Regions from separate parts of the Homo sapiens genome. Here regions 2, 3, 4, 5, 6 and 7 are each linked to region 1. Evidence: chromatin contacts called from ENCODE Hi-C or POLR2A ChIA-PET data. All regions are on one chromosome and are shown on one strand. The core of a region is the stretch at or near the end of the contact, and the rest is flanking DNA. Distances in the headings are between cores, read along the strand shown. Region 1 overlaps VOPP1 (VOPP1 WW domain binding protein). Region 2 holds the start of VWC2 (von Willebrand factor C domain containing 2). Region 3 overlaps SPMIP7 (sperm microtubule inner protein 7). Region 4 has its middle 37 kb from the start of IKZF1. Region 5 overlaps IKZF1 (IKAROS family zinc finger 1). Region 6 overlaps IKZF1 (IKAROS family zinc finger 1). Region 7 overlaps IKZF1 (IKAROS family zinc finger 1).

Evidence for each region. A loop is a pair of places that touch in the nucleus more often than their neighbours do. ChIA-PET counts read pairs that join two places held with the same protein, here RNA polymerase II (POLR2A). Pooled maps may share reads with other maps.
Region 2: a pooled map shows a loop between it and region 1 (13-fold over the local background). The contact joins the promoter of VWC2 here to the enhancer-like site in region 1. A Hi-C loop is called at or near these places in 3 of 37 single-sample maps with no recorded cell type and 2 of 50 pooled maps.
Region 3: a loop to region 1 is called in a map with no recorded cell type, with 8 times the contacts of the local background. The contact joins two enhancer-like sites. A Hi-C loop is called at or near these places in 3 of 37 single-sample maps with no recorded cell type and 4 of 50 pooled maps.
Region 4: a loop to region 1 is called in a map with no recorded cell type, with 7 times the contacts of the local background. The contact joins two enhancer-like sites. A Hi-C loop is called at or near these places in 9 of 37 single-sample maps with no recorded cell type and 9 of 50 pooled maps.
Region 5: a map of B cell shows a loop between it and region 1 (6-fold over the local background). The contact joins two enhancer-like sites. A Hi-C loop is called at or near these places in 1 of 168 maps with a recorded cell type or tissue (B cell) and 1 of 50 pooled maps. POLR2A ChIA-PET finds 5 or more read pairs at or near these places in 1 of 52 experiments (activated B cell).
Region 6: a map with no recorded cell type shows a loop between it and region 1 (6-fold over the local background). The contact joins two enhancer-like sites. A Hi-C loop is called at or near these places in 6 of 37 single-sample maps with no recorded cell type and 5 of 50 pooled maps. POLR2A ChIA-PET finds 5 or more read pairs at or near these places in 2 of 52 experiments (activated B cell and common myeloid progenitor, CD34-positive).
Region 7: a loop to region 1 is called in a pooled map, with 2.4 times the contacts of the local background. The contact joins two enhancer-like sites. A Hi-C loop is called at or near these places in 3 of 37 single-sample maps with no recorded cell type and 7 of 50 pooled maps. POLR2A ChIA-PET finds 5 or more read pairs at or near these places in 1 of 52 experiments (CD8-positive, alpha-beta memory T cell).

What each region holds. Positions count from the first base shown.
Region 1 is chr7:55,532,248-55,536,230 of GRCh38, forward strand. All of the region lies in intron 1 of VOPP1 (VOPP1 WW domain binding protein), which reads right to left. Among named protein-coding and RNA genes, the nearest start is that of VOPP1, 38 kb to the right of the region's middle. RefSeq lists enhancers at 1,350-1,469, 1,540-1,609, 1,950-2,009, 2,050-2,659, 2,680-2,839 and 2 more. Within about 2 kb of position 2,169, at least 21 of the 41 ENCODE cell types and tissues checked have a DNase peak (open chromatin) inside an H3K27ac peak, as active enhancers do; they include B cell, where a contact is called at or near this core.
Region 2 is chr7:49,771,553-49,775,535 of GRCh38, forward strand. It overlaps VWC2 (von Willebrand factor C domain containing 2), which reads left to right and starts at 2,086. Exons shown (of 4, transcript NM_198570.5): 1 at 2,086-2,561; 2 at 3,781-3,983. The coding sequence starts at 3,884.
Region 3 is chr7:50,144,321-50,148,303 of GRCh38, forward strand. The region is part of intron 7 of SPMIP7 (sperm microtubule inner protein 7); the gene reads left to right. Among named protein-coding and RNA genes, the nearest start is that of SPMIP7, 50 kb to the left of the region's middle. RefSeq lists a silencer at 1,467-1,516. Within about 2 kb of position 1,756, at least 3 of the 41 ENCODE cell types and tissues checked have a DNase peak (open chromatin) inside an H3K27ac peak, as active enhancers do.
Region 4 is chr7:50,265,932-50,269,914 of GRCh38, forward strand. No RefSeq gene overlaps it. Among named protein-coding and RNA genes, the nearest start is that of IKZF1, 37 kb to the right of the region's middle. RefSeq lists an enhancer at 1,136-1,235. Within about 2 kb of position 1,705, at least 8 of the 41 ENCODE cell types and tissues checked have a DNase peak (open chromatin) inside an H3K27ac peak, as active enhancers do.
Region 5 is chr7:50,310,032-50,314,014 of GRCh38, forward strand. All of the region lies in intron 1 of IKZF1 (IKAROS family zinc finger 1), which reads left to right. Among named protein-coding and RNA genes, the nearest start is that of IKZF1, 7.3 kb to the left of the region's middle. RefSeq lists an enhancer at 2,103-2,252. Within about 2 kb of position 2,177, at least 5 of the 41 ENCODE cell types and tissues checked have a DNase peak (open chromatin) inside an H3K27ac peak, as active enhancers do; they include B cell, where a contact is called at or near this core.
Region 6 is chr7:50,331,747-50,335,729 of GRCh38, forward strand. All of the region lies in intron 3 of IKZF1 (IKAROS family zinc finger 1), which reads left to right. Among named protein-coding and RNA genes, the nearest start is that of IKZF1, 29 kb to the left of the region's middle. Within about 2 kb of position 1,730, at least 7 of the 41 ENCODE cell types and tissues checked have a DNase peak (open chromatin) inside an H3K27ac peak, as active enhancers do.
Region 7 is chr7:50,358,843-50,362,825 of GRCh38, forward strand. All of the region lies in intron 3 of IKZF1 (IKAROS family zinc finger 1), which reads left to right. Among named protein-coding and RNA genes, the nearest start is that of IKZF1, 56 kb to the left of the region's middle. RefSeq lists enhancers at 1,409-1,928, 1,929-2,446. Within about 2 kb of position 1,814, at least 5 of the 41 ENCODE cell types and tissues checked have a DNase peak (open chromatin) inside an H3K27ac peak, as active enhancers do.

The DNA.
Region 1 (3,983 bases), core at 919-3,418:
CTGCCGCATGCCTGCTTCTGTGCCTGAACAGTGACCCAACCATGGTCAGGTCACCGAAGGTCTCTAAGCTTTGGTTCTTTGTCTACAGACTGGAGAGAGGTATTTCTGTCTTGCCTTGAGGTTTACATGAAACAGTGTATGCGAACCACCTGGCGCATGCCCACTATTCTAAGAGCCTCCTGCTAAGTCGTTACATTGTGTGCTGTGTCGGTTTATTCTTGAGAATCATGGTCAAGTAAAGCTCAACCTAAAGATGCAGTTAACATTCTCTACAACGTACTTTTGTGTCTCTATGGAGAGTGAGAATATGGAACCTGTGATCCAAAATGAACCAGAAAAACAAACAAACAAAAAACAGAAGTTTAGAAACTACACTAGTTACAACCACCAGCTTGGAAATGATACCCTGGTGTGGAAAAATACAGCTCAAAGCAATCTGAGGGAGGCTCCTCCCCTTTCCATGGAAGTTTTCATGGCTTCTGGCACACCCTGTCAGCATTCTCTTCCCAGGAAGGTACTGGGAAGCACTGCCACGTGTACTCCTCTCATTCCTTTTCACTACTACCAAATTTCACACCCCCTCAATTCTAGTAATATGCATTTTCATTAAATCTGGTAATATTTAACCTGGAGTCAAAAAGCAATTTCTTGTGCTTAGAAGACTTTCTATTTCTTGTCATGAATTGATTGGTTATAAATGTTAAGGGACTAAGCTGTTACAGCAAATTTGGGGAGAAAGAGAGTCAGTTCCACGTGCTGCCCCAAAGCAGCATCTGTGTATCAGAAAATCTTCAGGGAGTCTCTGGCAGTGTGGAGGCCTAAGCTAAAACCAGGAGGACTGAGAACATATGTGCCAGGAAGGTGATTTTGATGCCAGTTCTGTCTCTCTCCTGAACCCAATCAACTCAATCATTTCTGTTTAACACAAACTCACATGAGTGCCTCCTAAAAGCTGGTTCAGTCAGCTGCCTCCAGGTCAGACCAGTGAGGATGGAGGCCGGTCACTCAGTGTTGTCTGTGGGTGCATGCAAGGGGCAGTGTGGTGCTCTTGAAAGGCAGTGCCCAAGGACAGCAGCAGAAATGCCCCTGCCTTCCCCACTCAGGAAGGGCATCACTGTCCACCCACAAGCAGCTTCCAGAGCCATCACTTATAAATATTTCTTCTCTCATTTAGATTTCCCTGTGCCAAGAAAAAAAAACAAAAACAAAAAAACACCTGCCTGCTCTGAGTCAGCCTCAGAGATGACCGTGGTTGACTGTGCTGTCTGCCATCTGCTTTTAACCACGAAAGAGGAAGCAGCTATGTGGGACACCACATCAGGGAACCTTCCGGACCTAGGGTCTCACTGCCTGGAAACTCCCCTGAGCCTCAGCTTCTTCAGATGGAAGGGACTCTGCTAACTCAAAGAACCCCTCATACTACCCACCAAAGGAAAGTCCCCATCAGGGAGACTAGCAAGGGAGGCTGAATGTAGAACAGCACTCAGGTTAATCCTAAATCCCTACCTGGCTTTCCCTCCTCAGTCATCAACATAGTGATGGGGTGAACTTCGATGATGTTGTCTGGGGACTGACCTTCATATCCTCTGATCCTCCCAGTCTTTTCTTCTTACCTTTTCTCGTACCCAGTGTGTGGTGGGTGGGTAGGGAGGTAGATGAGTGAAAACACCCACAGGAAGGAGGATGGCAAAACTCAGATCCAAAAGCAACAACTCTGCCTCAGTGTTGTAAATAAGCAACAGCTTTTCCACCCAAAACAACTCATTTGTGCAAGGTCACCAGCAAACTGTACAGCTGTCTCCCAGCCCTGTCAGCTATAATTTCTAATAGCTGTCACTGTGTCCTGGCTTGTTAAAATCCGTGAAGGAAATCATTTCATGTAGCTTTTTTTTTTTTTTTACGAGATGGAGAGAGAAAAGAATGGTAGCAGAGTAAAACAGCAAGTGCAAGCAGATGACAGAAATTTCTACAGACACTTAATAGACAGACATTCCTTAGGCCTAGTTCAAATATCTAAATTCCATCTGGGGACTTGGCTGTCAAAAGATAATCATCTCTTGCTTCATTTCTCATATAATTTCCTAAACCCTCGGGTCTCAGCTAGTGCAAGGTCCTGTCATGGTCACCTGTGGCTTGGGCCAATTCTCACTTCCCCTGAAGGGCAGCTGCGTGTAGGGAGCGGGGGCTGCCCAAAGTTTCACTCTGACTGGAGGTAAACTTAACATCATTTCTGCATTAGTCATTTAGAGCCCTGGGCTCAGTACTTTCCCCCAACTGGGTTTCTGCTTTTGAGCTCGCTCTGCAATTTCCCCAATTCTGACTCAATTCTCTCTGGGCCCAGGGAGCTGTCAACAGCCACTCCTCCCCACCCATTTCTCCAGCTGTAGCCCTCTTGCAGGTGTCCTGCCCACAAAAGAACACCAGCATACAACGCCATGCAGGGCCCACTCTGAGCTGGGGACCTTCTGCCAGTTGCCACCTGGGATCTCTGCCAGGTGCCCAGAAGAACCTCACACCAGACATCCCTACAGCTGAGCGCTGCTCCCACCCAGTGCTCTGGACTTTGGGGAAAGTACCACCGCCCACTAGCTCACCCCAGCCACATGCTGTCCCCAGTGCCTCCTGTCTTCCCACTCCATCCACGTGGTCAAGCCTTGTCTCTTCCCAGGACATTCCTGCCACACCACAAAGGAGGCTGGCATCAAAAGCCAGGGGGTGAGCTTGCTGATGGGAGAAGAGGAGAACAGGAAGACACAGTTGAAGAGTGGTAGAGCCTGCAGCACCTGCCCCAAGACCACTGCCACATCCAAGTCTGGCCGCATGGCCTCTAGTGCCAGGGCCTGGCTGGGGGACTCCTGACACTGCACCTGCCCCTAAACCTCTCAGCAGCCTTGACAAAGCTCAGGGGGCTACGCAGGGCTCTGTCATAGAGAATAGGAAAGGAGGGCACACAGCACACCAACTCCTGCTAGAAAATCTCCAGGGGCTCCCCATTCACTGTGGGTTTCTCTTTGCTTCCCCTTGAGGTCATAATTTTCTTTCTTCTGAATGCAATTTTATCTTCAGTGGGCTTCATTACACAAACAAGCAAAAAGAGTGGGGCTGACTGATCAGGGCAAAGCTCAGTGAGCTCAGAGGGCACTGGGGCAGGCTCCCCCTGGAAACCCTGCTGCCTCACTGAGGGTGAAGTACAGACCCCAGGGAGTGTCCTTCTGGCCTGGCCGCCCCCACATGCCATTGGCTCTTCCTGTCTCTGCCGCTCCTCCCAGTCCCCCGCCCCGCAGCCATTTCCATCCATGCACCTCTAGAGAACCCTAGGTCTATTCACTTCCATCTGGAAAACACTTCTTCAGAGTTTCCACCAACGGAGCCTCAGCCTCAGTGTCACTTGGATGAAAATTTTCGAGACTTCCAGAAGGTGAGTTGTTAGTTTTCCCCCTTGGGGCTCTGATTAAATTTAACTCTCAGCACTTCAGCTTACAAGGAATCTTCCCTTCCGTGAACTTATTTGGTCCTAATGAGACCATGGGAAGGAGTGGGCTGCCCTCAACCAGCAGACATGCTCAGCACTGTGTCTGCCATCCCAGGATGCAGTTGGGGCACTGTCCCTCTGTGCAGAGGCTGGGCAGGCAGACATCAACTTACCGCAGGTCTGAGACTATCTCCAAAGACAGTGTTCTTTCCTTGATGACGACCGACTCTTTCCTACACCTGACCCACACTCTGTGCCAAGCAAGGATCATGCACTCAGGGCCCTGGCTCCTCCTGCAGGGTTGGGTCTTCAGGAGCTCCTGAGGAGTAAGGGCCCTGCCTCGGCCACCCTGTTGGCCCCAGTGCCTGACCCAGGCCAAGCGTTCAGGAAACCTTTGGTGGAAACGCTCACATATCCACTTCCTTCTCTGCCTGCTCAAAAGTTGTACTTGGATTTGACTATACACCCTGAAGTATGGAGACTGGCCCTGACTGCCAGGATACATAGGCTG
Region 2 (3,983 bases), core at 836-3,335, 5.8 Mb before region 1:
CTGTTTCGTTCTTATTAGTCACATGTGTTTGGGGCTACCCCATCGTAACCACATGAGAGTACTGTTGGCAAAACAAAACAAACAGGATGTTTAATGACAAGAACAGAATTAGCTAATAAGTCAAATAACAAAATTTGTAGCCTAACCAATGCTATAAAAGCACTTGATTTTATAGAACCGAGGGCCCATTTTGCACATTACATATGATCACACCTCGAGCCGTGTTTTTATTTTGGTGGTGTTGTGAAAGGTGTGATATTTGGATTAGAGCATCATAAAGACACAGAAGCCATAACTGATTAGAGCATGTGATGAGAGGCAGGTGGGTGGGTAGGCAGCTGCAGCCACAGCAAATGTGGCCTGTCTCTTTTCTGAGGGTAACAAGAAACGAAAGGGCCGAGTGTGGTGGCTCACACCTGTAATCCCAGCACTTTGAGAGGCCGGGTGGATCATTTGAGGCCAGGAGTTCAAGACAAGCCTGGGCAACAAAGCAAGATCCCATCTCTACCAAAAAAAAAAAACAAAAAAAAAACAAAAGAAAAAACCTAAACGAAACAAAACAAAACAAACAAACAAAAAATTAGCCCTGTGTGGTGACCTGTACACCCAGCTCCTCCGGAGTCTGAGGCAGGAGTTTGAGGCTGCAGTGGGCCGTGATCATGCCACTGCACTGAAGCCTGGGTGACAAAGTGAGATCGTGTCTCTAAAACATTAAAAAAAAAAAAAAAAGGAAAAATGAGAGTGAGAACTGAAACAGCAGAAGGGCTCAAATCATCCTGTACATAGAAATCCTCCATCCAGGCCAGGCGCGGTGGCTCACCAGCATTTTGGGAGACCGAGGCAGGAGGATCACGAGGTCCGGAGATCGAGACCATCATGTCCAACATGGTGAAACCCCGTCTCACTAAAAATACAAAAACAAAATTAGCTGGGGGTGATGGCGGACGACTGTAGTCCCAGCTACTCAGGAGGCTGAGGCGGCAGAAAGGCATGAACCCGGGAATCGAGCTTGCAGTAAGTGGAGATCGCGCCACTGCGCTCCAGGCTAGGCCACAGAGCGAGACTCCGTCTGAAAAAAAAAAAAAAGAGAGAGAGAGAGAGAAAGAAATCCTCCATCCAGCCCTGTTGGTTGTGTATGTGTTGGAGGGGGTGGAGGGGCAGCCTTCTCAGGCTTTCAAGGAGGGCTCCCTAGCACCTCAGCTAAGATTTGTTTGTCTATACTATTAAAAGATAGACATAACTGTGTCCCAAACCAGCCTCCCCAGTTCCCACCAGCCAGAGCGCCTGACCTTGCAGGGAAGCTTATCTGTTTACCGTCCGAGCACTTTCAGGGATTCTAAAATGCCGTGAGTGGGAACCACTGCCATGGGCCATTTCCATGAAAATTCAATTTCGGGGATTAATTTGAACAGGTACTATTGACGTTTTCTCGTTTACACAAGATCAAAGAGTAAAAACAACCGGGCCTCTGCTTAACAGTTGAGGATTCTAGCAAAGTTAGGAAACAGGTTTCTATTTGTAGTAGAAGAGAGAGCAGGCAGAAAGAGGAAGATGGGAGCGGGGAGAGATTGGCAGAGATTCAGAAAGTTCGCGCTTGAGATTTTTACGTTTCTTACTCGTAAACGTCTATTTCTCTGGGTTTCTGAATGCAAAGACGAGAAAGTCTCAACAGTCTGCTAAACTAACACGGCCTTCGAATCCCAATCTGAACACAGTAGCTGAAACAAGCTGTCCACAAAGAGGAAAGCCAGAGGGGGCCAATTAGGAAGGAAGAAATTAAAGAAAAGAGAAAAGCCAAGATGAAAGGTCCAGCGCAAAGTGAATGACTCGACTGGAGAATGGCAGCCCTGGCAGGGTCTGCGGCCGGCTGCGGAGGTGGGGACGCGGCCGCGCGGACGAGTGACAGGTTGGTCCGGCGCAGCAAAGGGAGCGGGTGCGGCGGTAGGGCCTCTCCGGGGGCAGCGCGAGGGCCTCCCCCGGGGCAGCGCGGGCCAAGGCGGGGCCTCCAGAGCGGGGGCAGCAGAGGAGGGAGCGGAACGGGAGCCGGGCGGAGGCGGCTGCGGCAGGGGGAGGCGGGAGGCGGGCGCGCTAGCTCCCATGCTGGCCTCGGTGCCACTCGCGCGCCGGCCGCGCTCCGGGCTTCTCTTTTCCCTCCGACGCGCCACGGCTGCCCAGACATTCCGGCTGCCGGGTCTGGAGAGCTCCCCGAACCCCTCCGCGGAGAGGAGCGAGGCGGCGCCAGGGTGGCCCCCGGGGCGCGCTTGGTCTCGGAGAAGCGGGGACGAGGCCGGAGGATGAGCGACTGAGGGCGACGCGGGCACTGACGCGAGTTGGGGCCGCGACTACCGGCAGCTGACAGCGCGATGAGCGACTCCCCAGAGACGCCCTAGCCCGGTGTGCGCGCCAGGCGGAGCGCGCAGGTGGGGCTGGGCTGTTAGTGGTCCGCCCCACGCGGGTCGCCGGCCGGCCCAGGATGGGCGCTGGCAACCCGGGCCCGCGCCCGCCGCTGCTACCCCTGCGCCCGCTGCGAGCCCGGCGTCCGGCCCGCGCCCTGCGCTCATGTATGTAGGTTTGGCGCCGGTCTTCAGGGCTGAGGGTGCATGCTGGGTGTCCCCGCGCGGCCGGACGCGCTCCAGCTGGGTTCAGCCGCTCAGCTGCTCCGGAGGAACCCCCTCCCCCGCCCAAGTTTGTGAATATGGGCGCTTCGCCCAGTGTTGAGGTCGGCAGGGACCGGGCAGGGGGTCAGCAGGGCCGGGCACGTCCGGAGCCCTCAGGGAGGAGGGCTGAGGGGGAGGGGACAGACGCACCGGAGTGCGCAGAGTGGGGGCGTTCGGGGAGTGAGGCGGAGAGAGGCTGGATTGCCGGTGTCCTGCGGCGTCTCGGGCTCTCCCAGCCCCTTTGGGCGGCAGAAACTTTGGAATCCAGAAAGGCTGGCCGGGATCCAGCGAGTAGGAGGGTCTCGCGCCCACTCTGCGCCCTGGGGCCCCAGCCTCCCGCACTGCACACCTTGGTGCTGCCCGGGCGCTTCTGCTCCGCAGCCAGGACACTACAAGACTGAGCGCTGCGGCCGGCGACCTGGCTCCCAAGGCTCGGAGGGGCGGGCCGGCAGAGGAGCTGAAGCCCCGGGAATCCCCGACCCGGCCCTCTGGCAAGGGGCCGAGGGCATCCTTTCATGCAGCGGGGCTTAGAGAGCGGGGAGGGGGCGTCTGCTCCCGAGACGGGAGTCTTTTAAGAAGTTGTTAGAAATGAATCGTGGAGTCCTAGGAGAAGCTTTGTTTAACCTCCCCGCATTTTCCCAGCACAACCCCCTAAAGCAAATGAGGAAGAGTTTCCCTCTTATCTTCCTGTACATTCGTCCGTCTCTAACTCCACTGCTGAATTCTCCATTTAATAACCTTCGGGAAATGTGGCCAGGACCTAGGGAGGGACACCCTGGGTGCCTGAATTACGTGGTTCAAGGCAGAGCTTTGCAGGGGGGCGCGGGCCTGGCTCGCTGCGTTCCCTGGGCTCCGCAAGCCGCCCTTGGCCATCTCCAACACTAATCACGACTACATCAGAAACACGCCGGCCGGTGTCGTTCTTGGATTTCGCTTCCAATGTATCGCTCCACAGTTTGTGATGTCTAAGAACCCCGGCCGTGCACCGACGCTGGGCATGCTGCCCCCGCCCCCGTCGCCCAGCTCGTTAATCTAGAGCTATGCCGGAGCCCGGGTGGGGGCCGCGGCGGGCCGGGGCGCGCGCGGGCCGCGGGGCTCAGTTGTGCTGCTGTTCTCTCCGCAGGGACGGCGGCTCCCGGCTGGCGGCGGCGCGCCCCCGGGCTGTGAATGCGACTCGCCCCTCGGCCGCGCTCCCCGCCCGCCCGCCCGCCGGGACGTGGTAGGGGATGCCCAGCTCCACTGCGATGGCAGTTGGCGCGCTCTCCAGTTCCCTCCTGGTCACCTGCTGCCTGATGGTGGCTCTGTGCAGTCCGAGCATCCCGCTGG
Region 3 (3,983 bases), core at 506-3,005, 5.4 Mb before region 1:
GACTCTTCCCCTCATGCATTTATGAATGTGTGCAACATATATGTACAAGTGTATTGTGTGTGCATGGATAGGTGGAGTGTATGTGTGTATGTAAGATTGAAATATGCACTAGATATTTTTGCATATTAAAATCTTTTTAATGGCTAGATGTATCCCACCAAATCTATAACAAGTTTATATTGCCCAAGCCCTGAATACTTTTCTTGTTGTAAACAATATAGCAAAAACAGCCTCTACATATATGTTTGTACACTTATCCATGCATTCTTTTGGAACAAATCACTAAAAATGAAATTGTTGCCTGAGTTTTCTTATTAAAATTATTTTTGAATTTGGTAGGCATGCCCAGTTACTAAATGGCATTTAGAGTTCAGGAACTCAAAATGTTAACGCAGTTTCTACTGCAGTTCCTAACTTATTATAACTTGAGACTAGTTTAGGAAATAGAAAGAATCCAAAATAGTCATTGGGTTCAACAAAAATTATTGAAGCTCAGTATAGCTAAACAATTATCTTTGTTTCTTCAACAAACATGAACTGTTGACCGGATCTGGGTAGTGTTCAGGAATTTTTTTAAAATGATGCAAATTCATCCGCACTTATAATCTGTGTCAAGCAGAAAGTTAAGGTAAGACTGAGATGAGAATCCTGCTTTTTCAGGCCTGGCACGGTGGCTCACACCTGTAGTCCTAGCACTTTGGGAAGCCGAGGCGGGTGGATCACCTGAGGTGAGGAGTTGGAGATCAGGCTGGCCAACATGGTGAAACCCCATCTCTACTAAAAAACACAAAAATTTGCCAGGCTTGGTGGTGAGCGCCTGTAATCCCAGCTACTAGGGAGGCTGAGGCAGGAGAATCGCTTGAGCCTGGGAGGTGAAGGTTGCAGTGAGCCAAGATCGCGCCACTGCACTCCAGCCTGGGTGACAGAGGCCCTGTCTCAAAAATGAAAAAAAAAAAGAATCCTGTTTTTCAAATCTGTTGTTTTTATCCTCTTCAGTATAAGATCCATATTCTTTGCAAGGGCTCGGTGAACAAGTTTGAAGATAAGCTCAGTCCCTTTTAGTAACCATTTTACAGTCCCATATAATTTCAGTGCTTTGCAGTCATGAGTCATCAGTACAAGGAACATAAAAATTGAATCATCTGTAATGGCAGATCTCTGTCCTTTCCCAAGGATATGGAAAGAGTGTTGGGGTACTTTTTCTTTTGTAACAGACTCTATTGTAGATTATATATACATATATATATATGTATATATATATATGTGCGTGTGTGTGTGTGTGTGTGTATATGTGTGTGTATATATATATATATATATATATATATATATATATATATATACATCTTACATATATGGGAGAGAGCCCTGAGATCTAACATATATGCATCTCACACTTGTATTTCCAAAGAATAAACAGGCTCAGCAAAGGTGAGGTGCAGGCCCAGCTAACAGAGCAGCACAGCCCATGCCTTCTGAACCCAAACCCAGCACTTGCAGTCACCATTTGCTTGTTTTTCCAAACTAGGCAGCTGCCTATGAGGTACCATCCTCCACTAAGTTATAATCTTTTATCTAAGGACGTTACAAGGTTTCATATTTACTGTGCTTTTTGACCTCAATGATTGCTCTGAGGAAGCATTTGCAAATAAAGAGGAATTGTCCAACATGGACCCCCAGGCAGCCCCTGGCACATGTCTCCCATGGAAAAGGGGGCTTCCCTGTCAGTCGCTGGACTGTGTTGCAGCTTAACAAAATTTTACCACAACCCAGGTTAAAGAATAACTCTATGAATAGTAGTTCCTTAGATCAGCCCAATACTTCTGCCTTTTCAGACTACTTTCACACACTCCCTCATTTGTTTTTCAAATAGTGTGATGAGGCCAGAAATGAAGGTGCAAGTTCTATCCCCATTTTGCAGATGAGGAGGCTGAGGCCAGAGGAAATGGCATAAAGAGCCAAGATCACTCATTTCATGAGTGGTAAAAAGTCCAGAGAACTGGCCTCTTAATCCCCAGGGCAAGCTCTTGCCTTAACTCACATTAAACGTGGCTTCTGCCTTTGGCAAATAATGGGTTCTTGGAGCTTTGAGTTATACTGTTTCTACATTCCCTCCTAAATGGAAGAATTGAAGATCCCAAGAACACAGGAGGAAAGAATATACCCACCAGATGAAGAGAATAATCAATAAACCTGCAATTCCTAAAAAATATCTTGTGGCCACGACATCTTATGATATTCAGAAAAATGCAATCCAGTGATCAAAGTCATTGCAAAATGATTCCAGTTTTATTTGCATTTGTCATTGAACAATAAAATCAGACAAACCCCAACTCACAATGGACTCCTGTCTTTTCCCCTCCAGCCACATCTGCCTCACAGTTCTCTGCAGTCCTTCCCTTCTCTCAGCCCTCTGGGCTGACCCTCCTTAAAGTCCAAGCCTGGAATTTACTACTCTTCCTCCGTCTCCCACTTTCTGCTCCCCTTGCCCACCCTAACTTCCATCCATGACCTGCTGCTCCTCTCACATGGGTCTGCACCTGCTGCATGCTGGGCACTGTGCCAGGCCTTTACTTGCATCACATCGCCCCCAGCACCCTCCAAGGGAGTGCAGCTACCCTGACTGATGGCCAATTATAGGTGAGGATGCCTGAGAAAACTTCAGTTGAGGTCTAAGTTCACACAGCTGGTCAGGGCAGCCCTGGAATTAAATGTGTCTGTCTCACACCCCCCTCCCTTATGTCGCATCCATGGTCTTTGTTCACTTGGGATCTTTAAACATTTAAATGTGCATTTTTTAAATTAAAAGTATTAGTGTGAAAGCTGTTGGGAGCTAAGTCAGCTTGATGTCTGCCTAGAACTGTAGCTGATATAGAATGGCTCTAAATAAAAGACTATCACATTGATTTGAACCTGCACTTACACCCCACCCTGTATAATTGCAGCCCACTGTGAGCTAATGAGGCTCTCCTGGCTGGGCTGGGAGTAATGCCAATGGTCCTTCCTATTCAGTTCAGTTGCACTGAGGTCCAGTTCTACCACTTGCCAGCTTGGTTGGTGCTGGCCATGATACTTAGACTTTCTCTGTGTCAGTTTCTCCATCTATAAAATGGACATGATCATAGGACCTATGACACAAGATTGTTGTGAGAATTAAACAGTCAATTTACATCAAGCATTTAAAAGGGTGCCTGGAATATAGAACATACTCAATGACTATTAGTCATGTTTACAGTGTAGAGTGAGAATTTCTATGCATGCCTAAATTTTATGCACATATACAATACATATATTCTACGTATAACATGGTTTTCTCCACATTTTTCCTCTCATATTTAACTTATATACCATCTGTGCTCCCTTCTTCTGAGTTACTAAACTTCTTGATTTTCTTAAATTACTTAATTTCTATTTTATCATGTTTGGTTGAGAACCAATTCATTGTAGACTTGGGCAATAATATATTCAAATTTATCAATTAGTGAACAAAATCCTGGCTTATTTGGAACTAGGGAGTACAAAATAAGGTATTTAAAGGACTAGAAGCTGTGGAGCAAAGGCAAAAATGAAGACTTCTTATTTTTAAGTGGGTCTCTGCGTCTCTCTACTTTCCTCAAATGGGGAGTGGAATTCTTTGAACATGCGACTAACCTGGAAATCCATTTCCCGGCTTGTATGTTTCAGTATCTTTAATAGCTTTGTTCCCTCCAGCTGAAAAATAATATCTCCTATCAGCAGCAGTCTAAAGTGTTCCCCAGAGAGTATTCTCCTCTTAATATAAGGTCGCTGTGTTGCACTTAAGATGGCAAAATTCCCCTTGTTATGGCCATATGTGCCAGGGTTAAATGGAGTAGATTTAGAAGCAGTGTGGGTGAGGACTTTCGTTTTCAAATATTTGGCAATTTATTATGCAACTGAATTCATTCCCAAGACTGAGCAGCTAATCAGTCTAATCTTCCATGAAATGTTATTATTAAATATGATGT
Region 4 (3,983 bases), core at 455-2,954, 5.3 Mb before region 1:
GAAAAGGCCATCACTACAGCCTAGGGTGTCCTGGGTAAGTGGCATCTCTGAAGGTGGTGGGTCTCGCCTAGCAGACAGGCACTGTACCTGCAGCCTGAGGGAGAGGCTCTTGCTCTGTTCAGAGAGGGTGTTATGTTAAGAGGGTCACAGAGCTGGGCTTGTGCTGGAGCACAGGGCAGGAGGGGTAGGGGGCAGGGCTGTACTGCCTTTACTGGTCTTCACCTCCTCCCTTCTGGTGGGCTCCACCAACTCTTCTTCCTGCCCCAAGTGTGTGGTCTGCATCACCCAACACTTGTGACTTTCCTGTCATTCTTTGCCCCTGTGCAATGCTACTTTGCTCTTGAGAGTCTCGGCTTTTTGCCGGGAAAGATCATCACAGCTCATCTTCCTGGAGAAACCAGAGACTATTGCCTCCCACCCTGACTTCCCAGTATGTCAGCTTGGATAAGTGCTTCAGAGGGGGTGAATGACACTTTACACTTTGAAATCAGGAGTGTCTGTTCTCAGGCTGACCCAGAGCCGCAAGGCCACCTGTGGCACCCCTTCTCCATGCCCAGGTGACTCTTCTGAGCTGTCTCTACCCCAGGCACTTCTGCAGTCCTGCCCCTCCACCTTCATTGCCTTGGCTTGTCCTAATTAAAATTTGTAATTTAAAAAAAAAAGAAAAATCAAAAGCTGGTAATCGCGAGCCTTCCTTGTAAAAAACACAGCTTATTTCTATCATTAGCAACCTGTGCTGCAACAGAGCCCCTGACACGTGCATTTCAGGAGCAATTAGGAATCGCTGGCTGCATTTACATAACATTAAAATCACTGTCTACATATGCAAAATAAAATGAATCTCTTCCCATTGCTCCCACAGGCACTGGCCTGAGATAGATTTCTATCTGTTTTTGCATTTTAGCCACATGGATTTATTTGATCTGCCCATTATTTGCTTTCCTGGTAACGGGAGGTTTCCCTCCACTCTAACTGCCTGGCCAGGAGCAGCAGGCTGGGCACACCCGCGCCAAACCACTCGGGAAGAGGGGGTGAGGCGGGGCCGCGGCCTATCTCATCTCCCCTCCCCAGCATGCCTTGCAGCTGCAGGAAGCCACCCACCCATATTTCAGAAACCACAGGCTCCTGTGGGTTCCGAGAGCCTCTGTCCTGGGTGTGCTTTGAAACATGCACACAGTTTAATGTCTTGTTAGTCACCTTCTTTTACATTGCTCAACTGGAACTGGGAAGGAGCACCAATTACTGTGAACCATGCATGGTTTGATCTTCAGTCTTCCCCTTCCCTCAAGAGCAGCCATTCTGGTAGCAATGCCCCACTGCTGCATGATAGAGTTCTAGCTCAGCTGGTGTGTAGAAAGGAGGAGGCTGTTTCTTGTTATGAACACCTTCCCACCACACAACAACGAGCTCTAAGCAAAACCAAGATGTTTTTAGCTGCCACCTGTCATATCAGAACCCAGGATGCTTCACTATGGAATGAGGAAGAAAAGCCCACCTAGTTGGAACCACGATTGAGAGTTGCTTCTCCCCTACTCCTGTGCCCCTGCAGTCTCTCTTTCCATCCAGAGCCCCTCTTCCCTCTCTCACCTGCCTACTCCCTTATTTTAGACTCAGCCCAGGGCCTGAAATGCACACTTTCCCCTCGAGCTTCTTCAGGACTTTCCTCTGGCTCCCGAGGCCCCTGCATTTCACTGCTGTAGCTTGTGGTCTGAGCCCCTGGGGGACAGAGCAATGTCTATCCCCCATCCCTGGAGCTCAGCAAAGAGTCTGGCTGCAGGAGGCACTCAGAAGATGCTCCTCAGCTTGAAGTCAAGAAGACTCTGGTTTGCCTAGCTGAGGCCTACCTGGTTGCAGAACAGTTAAAGAAGGAATATGCTAGATCAGAGGTAGCCAGCCAAGGCCAGCAGTAGACTCTGCAGCTGACACCTTTAGGCCTGCCTGAGGCTGCAGTGAGCACCTCAGCTGACCACATTCAGCCTTCCTGACTGCAAGACTGGAGAGGCCAGCATGCCTTTGCAGCTGCAACTCCAGAGCCAATCAATCAATTGCCCAGGGTAGGAACCCCTCCCAAGGCAGTGCCCTCCAGTTTATGAGGCCTCTGCACTCTGTGACTTCTCCATCCTCACAATGCCCTGTTACATGGGCAGTGATTAGCCACAATGCACAGATGAGGAAACTGAGGTTCAGAGAGGTTACACCACTTTTTCAAGATCACATAACTCATAAAGACCAAACATATGAACCTACAAATGTTGATAAATCCAAGTCACTGTGTTTTTGGTTGTTTTCTTTTCCCTAGCCACCCACTAAGCCTGGTGACAGGAGCAGCTTCATGGGCCTGCGAGCAGTGCAGTCTCTCAGGGTTTTACAGTTAATGCTCTGTGGTTGCAGTCTTGAAACTGTGAATAAATTTACCTTGAATTTGTGTTTTGTCCGTAAAGTCTGACGAAGCAATGGAGCATGCATTGGGGACTCGGAGACTCTGCTCATGTGGGGCTCCCTTCCAGGTGCCTCCCCCTCCCAGGGATGGGTTCTCAGCTACCTGCCCAAGCAACCCCCAGCAACCACTGCCATCTGCTGGGAGGGGACCTGAGCCTGTGCATGGGAATGGTTGGGCCTACACAGTTGTGAACAGGGCCCTGGGTACCTGTGAGTGTCTGCAATCTCCCCATGAGTATTCCTGTGTCCAAGGGATGTGACATTAAATAGCAAGTAAAAAACACCATGACAAGAGAGAGACCCAGAAAGAAGGAAGAAATGTTTTTCCTGCCATTTGAGCAAGGGACCCCCTAATTTCAGTTTGCACTGGGCCCTACAAATTATGTAGCAGCCCTGTCTGGCAGAGGTGTGCCAGGTAACCCTATGTGTCCACTACCTTGCAAGATGGATGGTGGGCAATTGGCCCTTCCAGTGCCCCATAGGGCCTAGTATCTTAGATTGTAGTTATTCTTAAGGAATAGGATGAAAGGAGGAACAGCAGCAAAATGCCACCTTCATGACGTGCTCCAGAGACTGACCTCCTTCCACCTCTCTCTCAAAATTCATGCTCTGCTAAGCCAAGGGCCTCATTGGCCAACAAGTTGAGTTCAGGCCACCTCCTGCTCAAAGGAGAGGATAAAAAGTATTGTTGAATATCTAAGAGCTATATTTTTAACACTTGTGTCTAAAACAAGGTCGCAATTTTGCATCTGCAATAATTTATGCCTGGAAATAAGGAAGTGAAATTCCCACCTACTGGAAAGACAGTTAGGAGGGCTGTTCCATGGGGCAAGTGTGGTTTAGAGCTGTGCAAACACACATAGCAGGTGCAGGGAGACTCAGGAGCCATGAACAAGCAGCTGCCATGAGCACTACTGCTGGGTACCAGAGAGGGACCAGCCTTCTTTCCTCATTTGAAATGCGGGAAAGGGCAAGAGCGCATACTTTACAGGGGACAGGCAAGGTTTGAAGGAGACCAGACCAGAGCAGGATTTGTCTGTGTGAGATGTGTGTCCCCAGAAGGGCAGTCTGCACTGCCTGGCATTCCATCCCAGGAGTCTCACTGCCTTAAGATGCTTGCAATCCTCCCCTGTTAGGCTCTACATAAAACTGTGTAACTTTTTTCTGTCCTGCACATGCTGGTTTCCTCTACTGGGCATCCCTCATGTACTCTTCAGCCTTCACCTCTGCTGGAATTTCTTTCAGAAATCTCTGAGCTGAGATATGATTGGTACTGACTCCTCCACCAGCTTAGGAGTGGCCATGAGGGCTGACACCCATCCTGGTATCACACTACCTTGGCCTGTACAGGGTTAGGATCCAATCAGAGGCAAGGATATTTGCTAGGGCCTTGGAGAAAAAGAAGTTTGTCTTGTGGGAGACCTTCAAGGGCAAACATCATCCTTTTCTCTGAATGGTAGGGCATGAGAATACAAGGTCTGGATGTGAGGGCTGAGATGATCCAAGGTCCACCAAGTGCAGTCCACCAGGCCGGCACTGCAGAA
Region 5 (3,983 bases), core at 927-3,426, 5.2 Mb before region 1:
TATTCAAAGAGATTCACTGCAAAAACATATTGATAAATCGTATATTCTATTTCATTAAATTAAAACCATACTGCTAATTATCTCAGGTTGTTAAACATAAGGCAATTAATTATCATTTTAAAAGTTGGTAGGAAGTTGTGAGTACTTTTGCAGTATGAGTGTTTTCCCGCTTTAGTATGAGGTTGTGTATGTTTGCTTGAATTTACAGAATTTTCACTTTAAGAGCAGACAATGTTTTGTTAAAGAAATGAAATTTGCTAAAAAGGAGCATGTAAAGTGAAACATTAAAAATAAATAATTTCAACTTACTTAAGAGCTGCAGAAAAATCTGATTGCTGTGTTTAAAATGAATTTTCCCACATTTCGCTCTCTTATGGACAGGAGCATTTTCTGTCAGGTTATAAATAAAGACATGCCCATTTTTTGTACCCCCACAAATGAGGAAGTTGTAAGCTCTCTGAGGTTTTACTGATGAGCCCCCTCCCCCTGGGTTTGCATGAAGAGATCATAGGCCACAAATAAAGGACTACAAAATGGGGTCTAAACTATCCTGGTGGGGCCTGATACCCACGTTTCGCATGGACCTTACGATGTGATGAATGGTTTTGGCATGAGTGTCTTAAGAATGCTTCCAGATTCGGGTTACAGGACAGCCAGCGCTGAGCTCCCTATTGCAGAACAAAGTAGGAATCTAGAACTTTCTTGCTAACAGGATCCAGCTAAAACACCAAGTTAGATTCTTAAATGATGTTCTTTTCTGTCATTATTTGATTGTTGTCAGTAGCAGTAATTGTTACCAAGCCATTGATGCTTCTATTCTTCCCTTTGCCCTTCTGAGACACAGCTCATTTTGACTTCAGTGGAACCCCTCGAAGGTGGGGTGATGAGCAAGGTGAATTTTCAAAGTAAAGCTACTAAGAGACCAAACTACAATTTAAGGAACCTGATTTTTGAATCAAATTCCATATACTGTGGGTATAGTTCAACATAGATTAATTTCTTATAGTTATTATGAAAAAAATCTCATCTTGATGATAGCTGATAATTTTGTGGGTGTCGTAAACAAAACAGAGGTCAGAATTCAGTCCCTTGGGGAAAATTTCCAATTAGTAGGAAACCAAGTGGCCTACCTTAGTTTGAAGACACCCATCAGGATGTCTGCACCTTTTCATCCTCTCTGGAGGAAAGACTAAATACCCATTATTGTATATAGGTCAGGCCAAAGCAGCCTTTTATATTGCAAGGAATAAGAGGTAAATAGATATATGTGCAACAATGAATCCCCTAATGTGTTTACTCTAGAACACATGTTCTTTCTGTATTTATATGTAGATTTTGTAGATCTTGTCTTACCACCTGCTAATGGTAGATACTGTATCTAAATAAGTTGAGGAAAATTTATAGTACCTAGGAATGTGTCCTCAGTGGGCCAATCAATCAATCATGACTTCAGGTTATTTTTAATAAATATACACGTATGGGTTCATAAACAATGGGATGTTCTTGTGAAGATCTAAATAATTTTACTTCTTTGGGACTAAATAAAATATAGCTTTTGCCAAATAAACTCACACAAGCACTTATTTTAATAGAAGTCAAATGGCTTTGCAGAAACTTCAGTTTTACAGGTGCATTGTTTGAAATGTTACGGGTATACAAGTGGATTTCTCTATTATGTACAGTGTTAAGTTTGAGTTTCAAAATGTCCACCTGAAATGATTTACTTGTACGTTAAGATAATTTAACTGCTAAGAAGGCAAGATAAAGCATTCTTTGTGACACCATATGGCCTTGCTGAGGGAAAAACTTACTGTTATAAGTTTGTGTTTATCTCTCTTTTTAAAAAAAAATGAAGAAAAAAACGTTTAAAATAATGGGAACACAGCAGTTCCTGGGGTCCTCTGTCTCTTTATCTTATTATAGTAAATTACCAAAAAAATAATGACCTGGGGCATGTCTGTGTGGACCCTTCTTTTAGAGGCAGTTTCTGTGTTTTGTAAAGCTGTAGGTTCTATTTTCATTGCACTTCATATTGCTGCACAGCTCCTGACCATGCATGAAGGTCCTCTGAAATCGGTAAGAGGGCAGAAGAAAATGATTCTAAACTTAGATTTTTTTAACTTAAGTGATGAAGTGTGAAACGCCATTTATATTTGAGGAAGCTACCTAGGAAGTGGCTCATGTCGATGGCCCAAATCAGAAGAGGGCCTGTAAAAGCTTCTATCAATTTTGACTGTGTATGCTTCTACCATGGCGGCTCAATAAACAGCAGTATTAGTTTAAGAGTGGATGGTACAGTAGTATAGACGGGAAGCCTCTCCTCTCCGTGTGAACCGTGCACCCCTATGAGAGGGTAGAGACAATACAATATGCCTGTAACGTCAGGACAGACAGTCATGGCCAGCTTGAACTCCAGCCCTGGGCTTCTTGCAGCAACAAACGTGAACACAGAGGACTGTCTCCAACTCCACTTTCTCTATTTTTAAAACAACTTTTTGAATACAGTATCTGCCATCTTTTCTTATACCTCACTTTGAAACAGGTGGCTCCACTGTGGCATTTAAAATGTTCTGTTTCTTTTCCCTCTGTATCAAATACCTCTTTACCAAGAAAACATTCAAACAGCATAGTTTTTAACTGTATTTTGAAAGGTTTCCTTAGTTCCCTTTGACCCTTCCTCTTTTGCATATCAGTTCCTGGCCATAAAAATAAAAAATGCTAGGACAGAATTGCACATCTGAGCTGATTTGCCCTCAAAAAGTTTCACAGTGGAACAAACCGCAGGAGGAGTTTTCTGTGGCTCAGTTAAATGTCGGGGGAGGGTGGTGTGAAAGCCAAATTGGATTCCTGCTTTCCTGTTTAAATCTTGTTTTTCATTGTTATTTGCACCAGCAATACTCTGTGGAATAATCATGAAAATGTGTAGATTGGCAGCTAATTTTTGAAAAATGAAAAGAATCAGAAATGAAATAAGAGTGCTCGGAAGTTTTTATGTTCTCTCAACCTGTTTTGTCAAATTGTTACGAAAACCTATAAGGTCTCTTTGACTAGATACAAAGACTTTGCACATTGCCTTAGCTTTCTCTTGAAGCATTTCCTTTTTTAAAATACAGTGTAATTCACAGTGATATGATAGATTTGCAAAAGTAAAATCTACCAGTCTGAAGATGAAAGGACTTGTCTCTTAGCAGGAATAATGGGTTTTATTAAAGAGGTCTGTGACCTAAGGCATTTTAAATAAATTACAGGCTTGGTCCCTGTCTCCCCCATGTATCTACTCCCTTCAATATAAGCATCATTGAGTATTTAAGGAAATAACCCCAAATGTAACTCTAGTGTAGCTTCACTTGTCAGGGAGGAAAAAGTAAATAGCATACATTTGGCCAAATAACCAGAACTTTACTGTAGAAGTTTTATGATGAAATTTGCCTTTAGTGCAGAGTATTACAAAGATCATGTTTAGTTTCTAGCAGTATATAAGTAGCATCCATCCTTATCTGTCATGCATTTGGAGTGTGCGACCCCTGCACTGGGCTGCAACATTCTGATGGGCAAGAGTGCTAGGGAGAAAGAGGCATCACCATCAGACTGCACGGGTTCAAGTGTCAGCTCTGTGGTTGATTAGCTGTGTGACCTGGGGAAAGCTATTTCTCTTAGCCTTGGTTCTCTCATCTATAAAATGGAGATAATGATGCAGATGCCTTGGGTTTAATTGGGAGAGTTAAAGACACATTTACATATTTAGCAAGTAGGTGTTGAATTCTAGCTCTACATTGGACACTATGCCAGGTGCTCAAATAAACAAGTGGACAAGACAGACAACACCCATGGTCTTATGAGGCTTAACCATTTGCCTCTTCAATGCCAGAAACTTAGTAGGTTGATTAGATAAAGCCAGTGAGTACCAGTATCCTTTTCTTTGCAGCCTTTTCCTGGCACACTAAAAATACTCAGTACATATGAAATATCACTGGACAAAGAAT
Region 6 (3,983 bases), core at 480-2,979, 5.2 Mb before region 1:
TTTGTGTGTAAGTTTGGGGAGAAGGAGACAGAGCCAGAGGGCAGAGCAGCCCTGCAGCCCTCAGTTGGCCTCCATTTTCTTCCCGGTCTGAAGAAAATGAAACAAAGGATTTAAAGTGTTGCTTGAAGAATTTAAGTTAGACTTAAAGGAGAGATGTGGTCTTTACTCTCCTTTTGGCAAGGAGAGTTTAGTCATCAGAATGGTCTATTTAGTGAGACTGTAGCTTGTTCTTCTGAAGTGGTCTTTTTAAAAACTAGAGAACTCTCACCTCTCTGAAGTGGTTGTGTATGAAACTGTTTAAAGCCGAGGATGCACTCAGTGACCTCTTCAGGCAACCCCAGATTTACTCAGTCAGCCATGGCACACATGCTAGAGAAGTAAAAAAATGAATTGAGACTTGTTCTGAAAACTCTTGAGCAGGGGCTCTTAAAAGTTTTTTGTTTAGGAATTATGTCAGGGTTGGGGTCTGGAGAGCAGATAAGTGTTTTGTGTGAGAAAAGTAAAAACTTAGTTATTTTCTTCCCGTATTCAGTAATCCTTGCATTTTTTTCCTCCTCCTTTATACATACATTTTTGCCAGTTACTGACTTCTCTCTTGTACACATTTCCGTGTCCTAAATTAACCAAGAGTCCTCAGCCACTAGGATTCTATTGACAAGCCCACAGGTCTGGAGGTGTGAGTAAGGGCATTCCTCCCCCATGAAATCAGGCAGCAGGGGAGGCGTTTGGGTGGGTGGAACAGAGGAGCAAAAGACCAGAGGACAGAGAAGAAAGATTGCAGGCTAGAAAACGGGATGGCCACCCCTGAGAAAGAGGACAAGCAAATTTAGGGCTTAGAGTAGAATTGAAGAAAAAACCCAGGGCAGAGGCACAGGAATGCTGTAGGACTGAACTGGGACCATGATTGATGTAAGTGGAGATGGGTTGGTTGAATCCGTGGAAGGCCAAAGGATTGAGGCCCATATGGGCCTGGGACAGGGCTTACTAAATGACTTGCTACCTGGCTTGATAATCGGGACAACCTCAGGCAGTAGTTATTCAGGCGGGAGGACACATGAGTTTGAATATAGGGAGATAAGGTATATTTCTATATGCCCTGGTACATTCCAGAATGTGCTTCTCTGGCTCTGTGCACTGGAGCAGCCAACTCCTGAAGTTGGGAGGGGATCGCCATGGTTTCATGAGTGGTTTATTTCAGCTTGCATCTCACAGTGTGGTGTTCAGAGGCATAGGCTCTAGGCTCCCTGGCAGCACTGAGAGATAGAAACTGAATCAGCACAACTTAGGTCCTTCATGTTGAATAGTTTGAACAGAATTTGATTTACCCTAGCCTAATTGAAAAAAAAAAAAGTAGAAAAGAAATCTAGGTATTTTCCCTCTGGACTCCAGAACAAATGATTGAGTGTGTAAAAGCATAAATCTTTTTTATTCATTCAATTGAAGTAAAAATTTCTTTACTCAGCCATGAGTTCTAAGACTGCAGTGGGAATTGTAAGAGGATTACCATATTTTAAATTGGCTATTCTGGTGCCAAATCTCCCCTTCATTTTACAGTTTCAGGCAGAAGACCAGCACGGTAGTCGGGGGAGGGGGGTGGGTAGACAAATGGTGGTAACAGTCCTCTACACTCTGGGAGGGAAGGAGCGGTGCTGGGGACAGCTTTCACCATGGAAAGAAAGCAGCCGCTCTGGAGATTGGGCAGCAGGCTTTTGAGCACGGATGCGGAGCCTGCTTATCTAATCAGCAGCTAGAGGAAGTTGTTTTTATCTGCGAAATGCATCTCTTCTGAACCGATAAACCCCATTTTAGCTGGGGAGAAATATTATCTAGCAGCATCTGAGCATTAGCTGCAGCTGAACTCAAGCATGTTCAAATGTGAGAGAAGTCTCAAGCCGAGAACTGTTTGCCGAACTTCAAGTGGCTGGAGTACTGGTTTTCAAGTTTTCTTTTCTTTCTTCTTTGAGGAATAACTGAAAGCATATTATTTGGATTCTTGTTCACCTTGCTTTTTTAGTTCCTTTCCCCCTTCATAGTTGAATTATTGTTCAGTGGTCCATGGAGCAAATTTTGAAAATTCTATGTTATTCATCTTGCAATTTACTACCACTATCTTGGAATGCCTCGTGAAGACAGCAGGTATTGTCAGCATGAACATATCCAAACCCAGATGATCCCGGTTGGAAAGCCTCCCCTTTTTCAAATTTCCCAAACATGAAATATAGTATTACAAAATGATCTGCCCACCTCTAAGCTTTTCCATGTTTGATAAGAGAGGCCATCATGTAACAGGTTCATTGCTTCGCATTTCAAAGTAAATTTTAATTTACAGTCTTCCAGATTCGTTTTGGGTAGGATTTTTATGTCTGCTAATTTGTCAAATAGTTCAAAATGTTTAGGGATCATGATGTCTTCCACAGAACTTCATGACAGTTTTGATTTTAGATTAAAGTAAGTGACTTTTGTGCTATATCAGATAACATCTTGTACTAGGTTTTGGAATAGACCGGTGAGATCAGGCAGCAGAAGTTTAATAACTTTCCTTGGAAAACTGAAATTGATGTGTGTGTGTTTGTGTATATGTGCATGTGGTACATGTGTTGTGTGTGTGCAGGTGTCTGTATATATGTGGGGGGTATATGTGGTGTGTGATGTATGTATATGTATGTGTGTGGCATGTGTGTGTTTGTATCTATGTACATGTGGTATGTTTATGCATGTAGTTGTATGTTGTGTGTGTCATATGTTTGTGTGTGCATGTATGTGTGTGGTGTGTGTGTGTATGTGTAGTGTATATGTGTATGCTGTGTATATGTATATGGGGTGTGTATGTGTGTGGTGTGTGTATATGAATGGGATGTGTAGTGTATGTGTGTGCTGTGTATATGTGTATGGGATGTGTGGTGTGCATATGTAGTGTGTATATGTGTGTGAGATGTGTAGTGTGTGTGTGGTCTGTATATGTGTATGGGATGTGTGGTGTGCAGTGTGTATATGTGCATGGGATATGCGGTGTGTATGTATGGTGTGTTCATGTGATGTGTATATGTGTGTGGGATGCATGATGTGTGGTGGATATGTGTGTTTGGGATATGTGGTGTGTATGTGTGGGGTATGTGTGTGTATGGGATGTGTAATGTGTGGTGTGTGTGTGTGTATGGGATGTGTGGTGTATGGTGTATATATGTGTATAGGATATATGGTGTGTATGTGTGGTGTGTGTGCAAGTAATATGTATATGTGTGCAGGATATGTGGAGTGTGGTGTATATGTGTGTATTGGATGTGTGGTGTGTATGTGTAGTGTGTGTGGTGTGCATGTGTGCATGGGATGTGTGGTGTGTATGGGATATATGGTGTGTGGTGTGTATATGTTTATGGGATGTGTGGTATGTATGTGTGATGTGTATGTGTATGGGATATATGATGTGTATGGGATGTGTGGTGTGTGGTGTGGATATGTATATGGGATGTATGGTGTGTATGTGTGTGAGATGTGTGGTGTGTATATGTGTTGTGTGTGAGATGTGTGGTGTGTATATGTGTTGTGTATGTGTATGGGATGTGTGGTATGTGGTGTGTATGTGTGTATGGGAGGTGTGTTGTGTATGTGTGTGTGGGATGTGTGGTGTGTGGTGTGTATGTGTGTATGGGATGTGTGGTGTGTATGTGTGGTGTGTATGTGTGTATGGGATGTGTGGTGTGTGTGTGGTGTGTATGTGTGTATGGGATGTGTAGTGTGTATGTGTGGTGTGTATGTGTGTATGGGATGTGTGGTGTGTGGTGCATAGTGTGTATGTGTGTATGGGATGTGTGGTGTGTGGTGTGTATGTGTGTTGTATGTGTATGGGATGTGTAGTGTGTATGTGTGTTATATGTGTATGGGATGTGTGGTGTGTATGGGATGTATGGTGTGTATGTGTGTATGGGAAGCGTGGTATGTGGTGTGTATATGTTTATGGGATGTGTGCTGTGTATATGTTTATG
Region 7 (3,983 bases), core at 564-3,063, 5.2 Mb before region 1:
CAAAGTCCTTGGAGTTTTTTTTCCCTGGTTAGACATAAGTTTACATGAAACGTTAAACGGCTTAAAGTAGCCACATCTCCTTCCTTATGTCTTCTCACAGCCACTTGTGAGTTTCTTATCAAGATACAGAATTATGGCCAAGTGCGGTAGCTCACACGTGTAATCCCAGCACTTTGAGAGACTGAGGTGGAAGGATCATGTGTGCTCAGGAGTTTCAGACCAACCTAGGCAATATGGTAAAACCCTGTCTCTACAAAAAAATACAAAAATTAGCTGGGCATGGTGGCATATTCCAATAGTTCCAGGCACTCGGGAGGCTGAGACAGGAGGATTGCTTGAGCCCAAGAGGTCAAGACTGCAGTGAGCTGTGATCGAGCCACTGCACTACAGCCTGGGCCACAGAGCAAGATCCTGTCTCAAAAAATAAAATAAAATAAAATAAATTCTGCAACAAGTCACAATTCCTTGCTCAGAAATCTCTACAGGTGTGCTTCTTTGTTAAGAAATGGAGGAAACATGAATTTCATCCTGACTTCTGAGTCTTGTAGAGACCAGATCTGACTCCTGCAGCCTTCTGCCCACAGAGCTGGCAGGCGGGGGAATGTGCGCAGAGTGAGGAGGAGCTGATCTGACATTCCGAACAGTGGAGACTGCTGCCTATTTGGCCGCACCACTGTCCTTCTGCATGGAAAAGTCACAGTAAATAATGGACTCTCTACCTGTGAGTCGATTTTACTGAGCTGCCTTTTTAAATATATGTGTAGAAAGGGCGATCTCTGTGTGTCATTTGCACATGTACATACACATGTACACACGTGCACACGTGGTCACTCATGTACACATGTGTGTGCACCAGTGCACCAGACCAGATGCACCCACCCAATTCCACGCTCCTCAGCCCCTTGCTTTCCTCTGCAGACAGCCAGTTCAGCTACAGTTATGCCAGATTGCCTGCACTCTGATCTTTACCATCACCAGACTCTCAGCTTGAGCTCATGCCTGAGAAATCCACTTTCTGGGAGGAAGGCAGAAGAAACTGCCAAGGCAGGACTGAAGACTTGACCTCCACCTGTAGTGGGGTCAGGTCACCAGAGGCTGGCTGACTCCCCAGGATTTCTCAGCAGAGTATTACACAAATACCCCTTCCTTAAAGATTAGCAACCACTTAAAGACACAAAGTGTGCAGGACTGTACCCATGGCCGAGAGCGGCGGGATTAAGAGGGCAACTGAGTTGTTCTTCCCATCCCTCCTCCTCTGTGCTGAGTCACCTTCTGCTTGGAATTCTGACAGGGACCCGTTGGGCTTCTGGAAGGGAGGGACAGCAGAGGATCCACCCTCTGTGTGTCCTGGGGGAGATTACTTATCTCTGGCCTCCCTGAAGCAGGGCCTGGGCTTCTGGAATCTTTGAGGCTGACACCCTGCCAGCCCTGGGGATGAGAGGGAATGGCCGTGTCTGTCTGCAGAGCCTGAGGAGGAGCTGAGCACAGCCTCCAGAGTTCTCTTCAGTTGATCGCTTAGGTGGACAAAGGCCACAGAAATGGATTTAAACTCCTCAGCCCTTTCTTTGCATGTTTGTTCTCATTTGAAGTCAGAAGTGATATGTCCTACACCTCAAGAACGTGTGAAATGCACATACAATAACCCCATTTCAGGAAGCCAAGTCCAGCTTAACAGTCAAAACATTTCCTTCAGTCTTTAGTCCTTCACTTTGCCGAACTCCCTTTTACACCGGCAGCAACAGTTTAACCTGTTGCTTCTGTAAGAGTGTGCTACTGGGAAAACCACATCTAAAACACGTGTGCAGTTACATCAGCTAGAGCACATGCTAAACAGTTGATCAAAGGCTCTTGCCTTGTGGCCCACGCTGCAGACACTCTGACGACTGCCGAGCTCCGCAGCCCCATGTCGTCCCTTCCGCACTGCCTGCTGTGCCTCTCCTCTCCATGTGGCAGGGAACACAGCCAGTCATCACCATGTGGCTCTGCCCGGCGCTGCCCCAGCATGTCCTGACAGGGCCTAGATATGGAAAGGTGGCTCTCCATGCACACACCCCAAGCCCCTCCTGCCCGCCGTGTGACCCACACTCTTATGGGCAGCCCAGTTATTTTGTAGCATTTCCCTTCCTTATCATTTTGGCCCAGTGATCCAGCACAAATCTCCCTTATTAGAATAAAATTTGGAATGACAAAATTAAATTTCATTTTTCACTTATATTGAGGACCTCACACTCTTCACCCCTGCCACGATCCCTGACAAGAGCCTTCCTATCTAATCATTGTTCCTCCAGCCCTCTTAGTTTTCTTCAGCCTTTCTTGATTGCCTGAATGTCCCTTTCCCTTCTCCTTTTAAAGCATGAACCAAGCTTTCTTACCCCGTTCTCATTATCATTTTTGCATTTTCTTCTTTGCATATGATTCTCCTTAAATTATAAAACTTGGGGGTAATTTCTAGAGGTGCCATCATAGTGCTTCTGTCTACTCAGTGTCTTTAGAATCAGCAAATATCATTTTTACAAAAAAGTAGTATTTCTTCCAAAAAAGAGTAAGCAAGAAGGTTACAACACTGGGAAAATATCCCTAAGCCTGTTCTTCAACCTGTTGAATGTTTTCCCCTAAATTGTTATATGGAGATCCTGGACCCGGAAGTTGGCTGACATGAAACAGGCCTAGCAGGGCAGCTGAGGAAATGCTCCAACCTCAGGATCCAGGAAGATTGCACATGGCACCAAAACAATCATTTAAAAGCTAATCCTGGCCAGGCACAGTGGCTCACGCCTGTAATCCCAGCACTTTGGGAGGCCGAGGTGGGCTGATCACAAGGTCAAGAGATCGAGACCATCCTGACCAACATGGTGAAACCCCATCTCTACCAAAAGTACAAATATTAGCTGGGCATGGTGGTGCGCGCCTGTAGTCCCAGCTACCCGGGAGGCTGAGGCAGGAGAATCACTTGAACCCGGGAGGAGGAGGTTGCAGTGAGCCAAGATCATGCCACTGCACTCCAGCCTGGTGACAGAGCAAGACTCCATCTCAAAAAAGAAAAAAAAAGCTAATCCCATAAAAGAACCATCATTTTGAACCTGCTGTTTCCTTTCTTGTACTCTTTAGAAGTACCCATTTCTCCCTTTCTAAGCCATAGGTGTATTAATTGGAGCTTTTTCTATCTTAATTAGTTCACTGTGAACAATTAAAATTGTGTTAATAAAACAAAAACAAAAATAGGACTGGTGCCTAGTTGTACTACATGAAGAGAGAAAGGGCCAGACATTGGTTTTTCCTAATCTTCTGTCAAGTTCTCCAAATCATCTGCTCTGGAAGGTAGCTCCAACAGCTGGGATTTGAAGTAAAGCATAGTGACTTTGGCCATCACTGACATGTCCCATTTGAAGCAACCAAAACTGTCCCTCGACCTGACACTCATCCCTGAAACACCATGAGGGTAAGTGAGGCGCTTCGGAAGGTCCACTCAACCCCATTGCCAGATAGAGTAAGTGTCTGCCAGGGGCATTTGGAGCTGAAGGGAAGACTGTACAGACTCACGGTTTGCAGGCACTGAAGGCGTTTTCCTGCCTTCTTTTTCACCTTCAGTGGACTTGCAAAGCACTAGCCCTATTGTTTTTCCCATCTGGGAAACATGGTGAATGTTGGTTGGTTGTAGCTAATCCTATGGGTCTTGAGGTCTTTGTTGACAAGAAGGTAGATGTTATCTTTATCTGCGTGTGGCTTTCTACTAAAACATGAGCTACAGGGCTCTCTTTTTTGTTTTAAAGCATTTTTCCATAAGGTTCACCCTTACTATTGCTTATCTGAATAATATTACCTGCTGAGAAGTTTATTCATTGCTCACCAGTTGTAGGGAGATTTTGACACAGGACTGGAGGATTTTTTTCTCATCGTAACAGTGCAGACCCATGGAAAGCTTGGAAGCAGTTGTGACCGGATAAGAGCAGGTTGAGGATGATAATCTTAGGGCAATGAGCAGG